Linked DNA regions of Homo sapiens: region 2 is linked to region 1. Evidence: chromatin contacts called from ENCODE Hi-C or POLR2A ChIA-PET data. All regions are on one chromosome and are shown on one strand. The core of a region is the stretch at or near the end of the contact, and the rest is flanking DNA. Distances in the headings are between cores, read along the strand shown.

Region 1 (3,784 bases), core at 627-3,126:
GGCACAGTCCTGGTCCTGTGCAGCTCCCAGGTTAGCTGAGGAGGCAGAGCTCAAGTCAGCAAGCAGAGAGTTGTGGCAGATCGTGCTACAAGTGAAGGAGACACCAACTGATGCTGAGAGTGGGAGCTTGGATGTGGGCGTTTGATCGCATTTGAACTTTTTCAGAGAGAAGGAGCTGAAAAAAGAAACGAAGAAAAAAAAGCTTGGGTGTGGGAGAGAGTGATCAGGGAAAGCCCCTCAGAGGAAGGGACAACGAAACAGATTGAAGGGTGAGACAGCAGCCCTGTTAAAAGGGGACGGGCCTTGTAGCAGACAAGCAGAAGGCCCAGTCCTGGGGGCCGCTGGGGCGGGGTTTCAGGAGTGCTTGAGAGAAGCTCTGGGGCCGTGCGTGGGTGAAGGGACGAGGCACGGGAGAGGCCAGAGGGGCCCCTGTCCTGTGGGCTTCCAGTCTCCTGCCTTAGGAGGAAACCCCAAGTGTCCCGAGGGAAAGGTTCCTTCTCTTTGGAGAGAGAATGTTTCTCTCTTCCTAGTTTTGTGCTGGTCTGGAAATGTTAGCAAATATACAGGCGTGGGAGAGGTGTGACGCATTGCAAAGAACATCTAGAAACTCGTGTTGGTCGCGGGTCTGAGATCCTCTCTTGGAATCCTCATTTCCTACCTGCAAAGTGAGAAGGGTAGATTCAGTGTTCTATTAGGGCACGTTCAGCTTTAGCAGTCTGGGTTTCTAGGCCCAGTTATGGTTTAGATTTTGCTAGCTGATGGTTTGTTTTCAGTTTGGGGTTCAGAGATGAAGGGGTTTCTCCTGTTGACTTTCCAGCAGGGCAAGGCCATGGGGAATGACTTCCTCTTGAGCTGCGAGAGCTGCCCCTTCAGGCATGTGGGTGAGGGATGTGGGGAGGTTGGACAAAGTTTCAGCACTTGATAGAAGGTTCTGGAAGAAGGAAGAACTAGCCAGAAGAGGCTGCATGAGTCTATGAGCTAGCAGAAGGCCCAGAAGGGAACTGCAGGGGTCTGGGTTAATGTATAAACTGGAAGTCAGCAATTGTAAGATCTTTCTAAAATTGCTCAAAATGTTGTCATATTCCTGGGGTTATTTTTGTAATCCTTTTTGTTTTCCATTGAAGCAATTGCCAGTAAAACCTTTCTAAGGAAAAGGTCCTCTGGGCTGCTTTGGGGATCAGCAAATTAAAGAGGAAGCAGAGGAGGCTGGGTCCCAACTACAGCGGCGCCTGGAGGCTCAGGAGAGCTCCAGGTAAGGCAATGGGGTGTGTGGCGGGCAACAAGCTTGGCTGCATTTTAAAGTTTCTGGAGAAGGAAGCAGCAGTTTCCTAAATTTGCTGGCCTTTGAAGAGAGGTAGGAACGATTTGCTTTGTAATCCATCCTCTGGAGGGGAATGCGTTCTTGCCCCAGTGAGAAAAAACCTTGATAATTACAAAAAGGTGTCGACCCCTGGGTCGTGCTCTGCCTGCCCAGTGAACCCTGGCGAGCCCCCAGCAGGCTGAGCTGGCGTGGCCAAGGGCAGCGCGTGTGACCCCAAGTGTCTTTCCTTTGCTCCTTGGCTTGTCTCCAGCCCTCATGGATGAGTCAGCCCTGAAGCCTGCAATCCCAGCAACAAATCCCAGAAGAGCAGAACATCCCCCTTCATCACTGCCATGGTGTCACCCCTCAGCCCCCGGCAGCTGTGAGAAGGCAGCAGTGAAATGTTTGCTGCTCCAAAGCATGAAACTGGGGAGGGAGAGGGCAGCCAGAAACTCAGCCTTCACCTTCCCCTCCCTTCAGGCCCACCCCTTCGTGCTCAGCTGGGCAGCCCTGCCTTTGTTTTGCTCTCCTGAGCTGTGGTCAGTAACGTAAGTCACGTTCCAAGCAGTGACCAGAATGTTGTGAAGGAGGAGATAAGAGTTCCTGACCTCCCGAGGCATTCCAAAGAAGAAACAGAACTATTTGTTTCCAAAGGAGAACAATTTTAGCAGAAAGGGTAAGATAGAGGGAGATGAAGAGAGGAGGGAATCTCCTCGTGAAAAACTGGATTTGGGAAAAGGGTGAAAATATTGTCATGGGGAATGGCTGGAATTTGATGAGATTTTAGCTGTACTCCTAGGCTGTTAGAAACAATTGCCTTCGTATCATTCCCCGTTCCTGTACCTAGCCACGGTCCCAGACAGTGTCCAGGGCCTTAAGCCACTGCTGTCCCAGACATCTGACCAACAGTTCAGATGACCTCAGGGGACTGGGATTCTGGCCTCAGCAGGGAGTACCCCGAATCTCTGCCATGGGTAATTGAGCAGATACTCCTGATGTGGTTTTGTTGTTGTTGAGGATTTTGAGAAAAGAGCCTTTGAGAGTGCTCTGGAAATGTGTTCAGGAGGATGACATGGCTTTTCTAAGCACCCTCCCTGGGCTGAGTCTGCAGTGCATGGGAACCTGGTTCTGAAGCTGCAGTTACACACAGCACCCAGAGCCCAGGGCTTGGGACACAGTCAGTGGTCAATGAGTATTTGTGACGCAGAGGCTTCCTTGGGAACACACAGTAAACCAAGAGGGATGAAGGAGCCTGTCTCCGGTGGAAATGTGGGGACGCTTCTCAGTGTAGGCACTGTCTGTCTGCATACATGGTCCTGTTTGATCTTCACCGCCTGCCCGGTGCTGCTGCTCCTTGCAGCCCTCTGCTCAGCTCACGCATTTCATACGCTTTCCTTGGGGATCACGTGCTATCTCACTGCTCAGTTAAAACCAACACATCAGTGGATTCTGCGTCTGCATACATAACCCTCCCACCCACCTGTGTTCACCCAGACTCCCCACCAACCCCACACAGACCACCCCAAACATCTCATTATTCATCCAGTCACATGACTTGATTCCACCTCCAGGATATCTTCAAACTTGGTCCCTTTCTTCCTTCCCACTGCTGCTGCTGTAGTGCAGGCCAGCATCATGTCTCACTGGAGTATATCCGTAGTCTGTACCTGTTTTCCCTTGTTTCAGATTCGTCCGCTTTCAATCTTTCCAGCAGGTGTGACATTTAGTGACAGCAGGTGCCCCATCTTGAGCTCTCATGGCACCCTCTGCGTCTTCTGACATTGAGCGAATTGCTTGTCCGTCTCTTTGGCTATACCCTAAAGACCTCGAGGGCAGGCTTTAATTGTCTTGGCACTAAGTGCTTGGCACACAGTAATCATATAATGATAATAGCCATCACCCAGCATTAACTATATATAAGCATTCTATTAAGGTCTTTACTTCTCTTATTGTATTTATTGTTCATAACAACATTATGAATTATATTCTATCACTGCCCCTCCTCGTGTATCAGGAAGCTGAGGATCAAAGATGTTAGGGACCTTTAGATATTCCCCCGACTTGTAAATGGCAGCATCAGGACTCCGAGCCCTGTATTTACTGAAGAAGTTGTAGAATGAACCGCTTAGCCTACTCCTCGAGAAACATTTTTTTGGGGGAGATGGACATGAGAAAATGATTATGATGGCGCATGAGAAGTGCTCCAACAGAGGTATGCTTCTAGATCTATGGGAATTATACACGAAGCAATTGCAGGAATCACTGAGTGGACCTGGGAAGGAGTCAGAGGAAATGATGCTCTTGAGCTGAGTTTTGAAGAATGAATAGAATTTGTTGGGCAGATAAGGAGATTCCTGGAAGTGTGGCCAGCACGTACGATGGCATGGAGGTCAGGAATGAAAACAGCTTGATGTGGCTGGACTGTAGAATACATGAGAGAGTGGTGGGCTTGAAGCCTAGGCTGGGCTGGGGTCTGATCATGGA
Region 2 (3,784 bases), core at 912-3,411, 260 kb after region 1:
GTCTAGTAGTGTGCCTTTGGGTCCTAGAAGATGTAGAATAAGTATGGTACATCATCACAACAAGTAATTTAGGACTGTTTTGCAATAAAACAATCAATATTTATTATGCAGTTGATGCAATACTCACATATATTTTAAATTAGATGCTCTATGAGAATTTTCCAGTTGCTAATAGCTAGGCAGGTGACCCTCCTACATTCCCCTAGGATACTGTGTAGACAAGTTTGTATTGACAAAAATAAGAATGTAGACTGAAGAGCAAAACTGTTGGGTTCAAATCCTGGCTCTGTGACTTACTAGTTATATAACCCTGGGCAACTTAACCTGTTCATGCCTTAGTTTCCTCATCTCTGAAATGGAGATATTAATAATAATAATATTCACCTCATGGGGTGATTGAAAGAACAAAATGAGTTAATTTTAGTGTTTAAAGGAGTGCCTTGCGTGTGGCAAGTACCATGCAGATGCTCATTAAATAAAAGCTTGAGAACTATGAATGAGCCTCTCCGAGAAGGTCAAGAATGGGCACATAGTCTGGGTGATCATGAGCAGAGGCTGGAAGTGATGCATTCTGTTGAAGGAATTGTTCATGGGGTGGCCACTCCTTCAAAAGGAATTATAAAAATCTAAGACTTGAAGCTGAGATCCCCCACCTGCTGGGTGGTGTTTGATGGTCTAAACTGGGGGTTTGCAAACTCTTTCAGCAAAGGGCCAAGTAGTATATCCTTTAGAATTGTGGGTCATCCAGTCTTTGTCACATTTGTTCAACTCTGCCATTGTAGTGTGAAAGTAGCCATGGATGATATATACCTGAATTAAATGGACTGTTGTGCTGGGCTGGGGCCACAGTCCATAGTTTGCTGCTGCTTGTCTAGATCCTGCGGGGCCTGAGCAAGTGAGCTGGAAATAAGGTGGCTGTTGAGGGGGCTGAGGAGCAACAGGAAGTGAGAAGGGAAGGGAGATGGGTGCAGCACCACTACAATGCCACTTCCTTCCTGGGGTGAACTCACTTAGACTTTGAATAGGTTCTCTGCAGAGATGACTGAGACACTTGGAGCCATGCGCCTGCAGAGACACAGTGGGGGACCATGTTAGAAATGGGAGTAACAAGTCATTCATTCTTACTATATGTTTCGTTATTGCATGGCAAAGGCTTTGAAAAGAAAGCTGAGTCTTTTATTTTCCTGTGAATCAGCTCCGAGCCCCTGGAACAATGTTGTTCATTCTGCGGATGCTCAGCAAGCCCTTGCTGACTGTCTTTATTTCTTCACCTGCAATAAGATCCCCCCAGGCCCATATGGAAACGTAAATGTTCTTGAGGGACTAATTCAGTGAGACTCTTCCAGGGGAAGTTCAGTCCTCCTGGGAAGTGATTACACACTGATGGAATTTTTGCACACTGGATGGAAAGATGATCTTTGCCTCTTGGCTGTGTCACAGTAATAAGTGGGAGACTGATTATTTCTAAGAGTGCAGCTCTTCCCGGCACTGATAAGAATGGAATGCAGCGCTACCATGGAGATTCGGGTCACTAATTAGTCCCAGAAGCCTCTAGGCCTTGAATCACTGTTATATTAATTATGCATCAAATTAGAATGTTTGCAAAGGCTCAGAGCCAACTGTACTGCAGAACCCGGTGACAGCATGGAGAGATCAAGGAGTGTCCCGCCCAGCACACTGCAGGGACCAGCAGACAAATCCACGCGGCCTGCCTGAGCGTGCAGTGACCCCGCCTGATCTCTGATACAGCTGTTCGCAACTCCTGCCAGAGAGCTTGTTATCGGCACAGGGTGGACAAAAGAAGGAAAGGAAGAGAACGATGGCTTCCCCTCAGTTCCATAATCTAAGCTCTACTGCGGTAATATCCAGCTGAGAAAAGACACAGGACAATCATTTGGGCACTTTATTTCCATGGTAACAAATAGAAGATTCTTCCAGATGTTTGCTAACATCGTGGAGGTAACATGTCTGGACCGTTGTCTGATATTCAGTTTTTATAGCTGGGGAGACATGGCTTTAGCTTTGGGTAAACTATTCTATCTCTTCCTCCTCTTCCTCTGCCTCCTTCTCCTTCTTGTGTTCTCCATGAGCATAAAACCAAAATATACTTGATGCTTTGTTGTAAAATAAACAGATGATAAATAGCAGTCTCTGTGACTGTTGGGTTATAATTCCATCGAGGGCTGGGGTTGAAGTCATAAACCACAAGAAGTGAAGCATGACCCACAAATAGCCTTCAGGATGGAATTACAGCCCCATAATTCAGAGTAGCCCTTTGAAAAAATAATTCCTAAACCTAGCTATAATTTGGGGAAAGAGCCACGACAGTGGTGACGTCTTCTCTAATCAGTTCATCAGTAGACAAATTACTCCCCTTCGTTATTCTGATGATATTTATTAACGTTGGGGTGAGCACCCAATCTGTTTTCTAGGAGGTTACTGTTGAAACCAGGTAGCAGTCGCCCAAACAGAACCAAAGAAAGGGAAACTGGAGTCTCACAGTAAGAAAGTTCTCACCACAGATGAAGGTCAATGAGCATGAGGTGAGAAGAGACATTCATTACTTTGGAACTGATGAGAAATATTGATTCCTGACCACAGGAGTAGTGGCCGAGTTTGTTTTGCGTGGAGTGTGGCATAAATTCCGTCCCTGTTCTGCATCTTACTACTTCTCTAAATGTCTTTGCTATTTTCAAAACTGATTCTGCTTGATCTCATAATTCATTAAAGCAAGTTGATCTCATGCACCCCAAGAGTTATGAGAAGCTTTTTCATGATGGTTCTTGCATGATGAAAATAAATTCTCATTTATTACAGAGAAAATAAACCGAACCCAACAATTCTGTAGAAGGTGAATGTTTAAATGGCAGTTTCTTGTGATCATAAATTAAACCATCAAAATCCCATAAGGTTTCTCTGCAGCCTAGATATTAAATAAAACAACAAACATGCAAGGACTGGCAAGTGGTAAGGGCTTAATACATGGTCATTCACTACCATAATTTGTACCATAAAATTCAGAAATTCTTTACATGCTTTGTGTGTTATTATCTACTTTGTCAATGACGCTGAAGACATGAGGAGAACAAGGGTCTCATCTGACGCATTATGCCTTTCCACATAGACAATGTAGAATATTATTTAAAACAGAGTCTACAGCATGAAGAAAATAGAAGCAACAGAAAACAACAAGCTAATATATAAACTATTAAGGCAAAATGGACAAAGAATATGATCATTTAAAAGTCGAGCTTATTGAGGTATAATTTGCAGATATGCTTTGTGTTTAATTTGCTCCTTCTTTCCTAGTTTAAGGTGGAAACTTAGATCATTGATTTGAGATATGTCTTCTCTTTCAAACACAAATATATAAAAGTGTGAATTTTACTCTAAGTACTGTTTTGGCAACAACACACACATTTTGATATGTTAGGTTTTTATTTTTGCTTTGGTTCAAACTATTTTCTAATTTTTCTTGTGATTAAGTTTGAGAATTTAACAATAGAAAACAGAAAACAAATACTTCGTTATTGATTTCTATTTTAATTTTGTTATGATCAGAAAACATGCTTTGTATGATTTAAAGTCCTTTAAATTTATTGAGCCTTATTTTTTGACCCAGATATGATCTTTCTTTGTGAATGTTGTGTCTGCATTTGAAAAGAATTTGTGTTCTGCTATTGCTGGATGGAGTATTCCATAGCTGTCAGTTAAGACAGTGGTTAGTGGTTCCATTTATCTTCTATGTTTTTCTGTATGCTTGTATATCTGAGAAAAGGATGCT

The links. Hi-C counts contacts between places; a loop is a spot of excess contacts on that map. ChIA-PET counts read pairs that join two places held with the same protein, here RNA polymerase II (POLR2A). Pooled maps may share reads with other maps.
Region 2: a loop to region 1 is called in a map of endothelial cell of umbilical vein, with 2.1 times the contacts of the local background. The contact joins two enhancer-like sites. A Hi-C loop is called at or near these places in 1 of 168 maps with a recorded cell type or tissue (endothelial cell of umbilical vein) and 4 of 50 pooled maps. POLR2A ChIA-PET finds 5 or more read pairs at or near these places in 1 of 52 experiments (OCI-LY7).

Annotation. Positions count from the first base shown.
Region 1 is chr11:130,476,759-130,480,542 of GRCh38, forward strand. No RefSeq gene overlaps it. Among named protein-coding and RNA genes, the nearest start is that of ADAMTS15, 30 kb to the left of the region's middle. RefSeq lists an enhancer at 929-2,128. Within about 2 kb of position 1,877, at least 24 of the 41 ENCODE cell types and tissues checked have a DNase peak (open chromatin) inside an H3K27ac peak, as active enhancers do.
Region 2 is chr11:130,736,635-130,740,418 of GRCh38, forward strand. LOC105369575 (a long non-coding RNA gene) reads left to right here. Exons shown (of 4, transcript XR_007062954.1): 4 at 1-2,747. Among named protein-coding and RNA genes, the nearest start is that of LINC02873, 66 kb to the left of the region's middle. Within about 2 kb of position 2,162, at least 8 of the 41 ENCODE cell types and tissues checked have a DNase peak (open chromatin) inside an H3K27ac peak, as active enhancers do.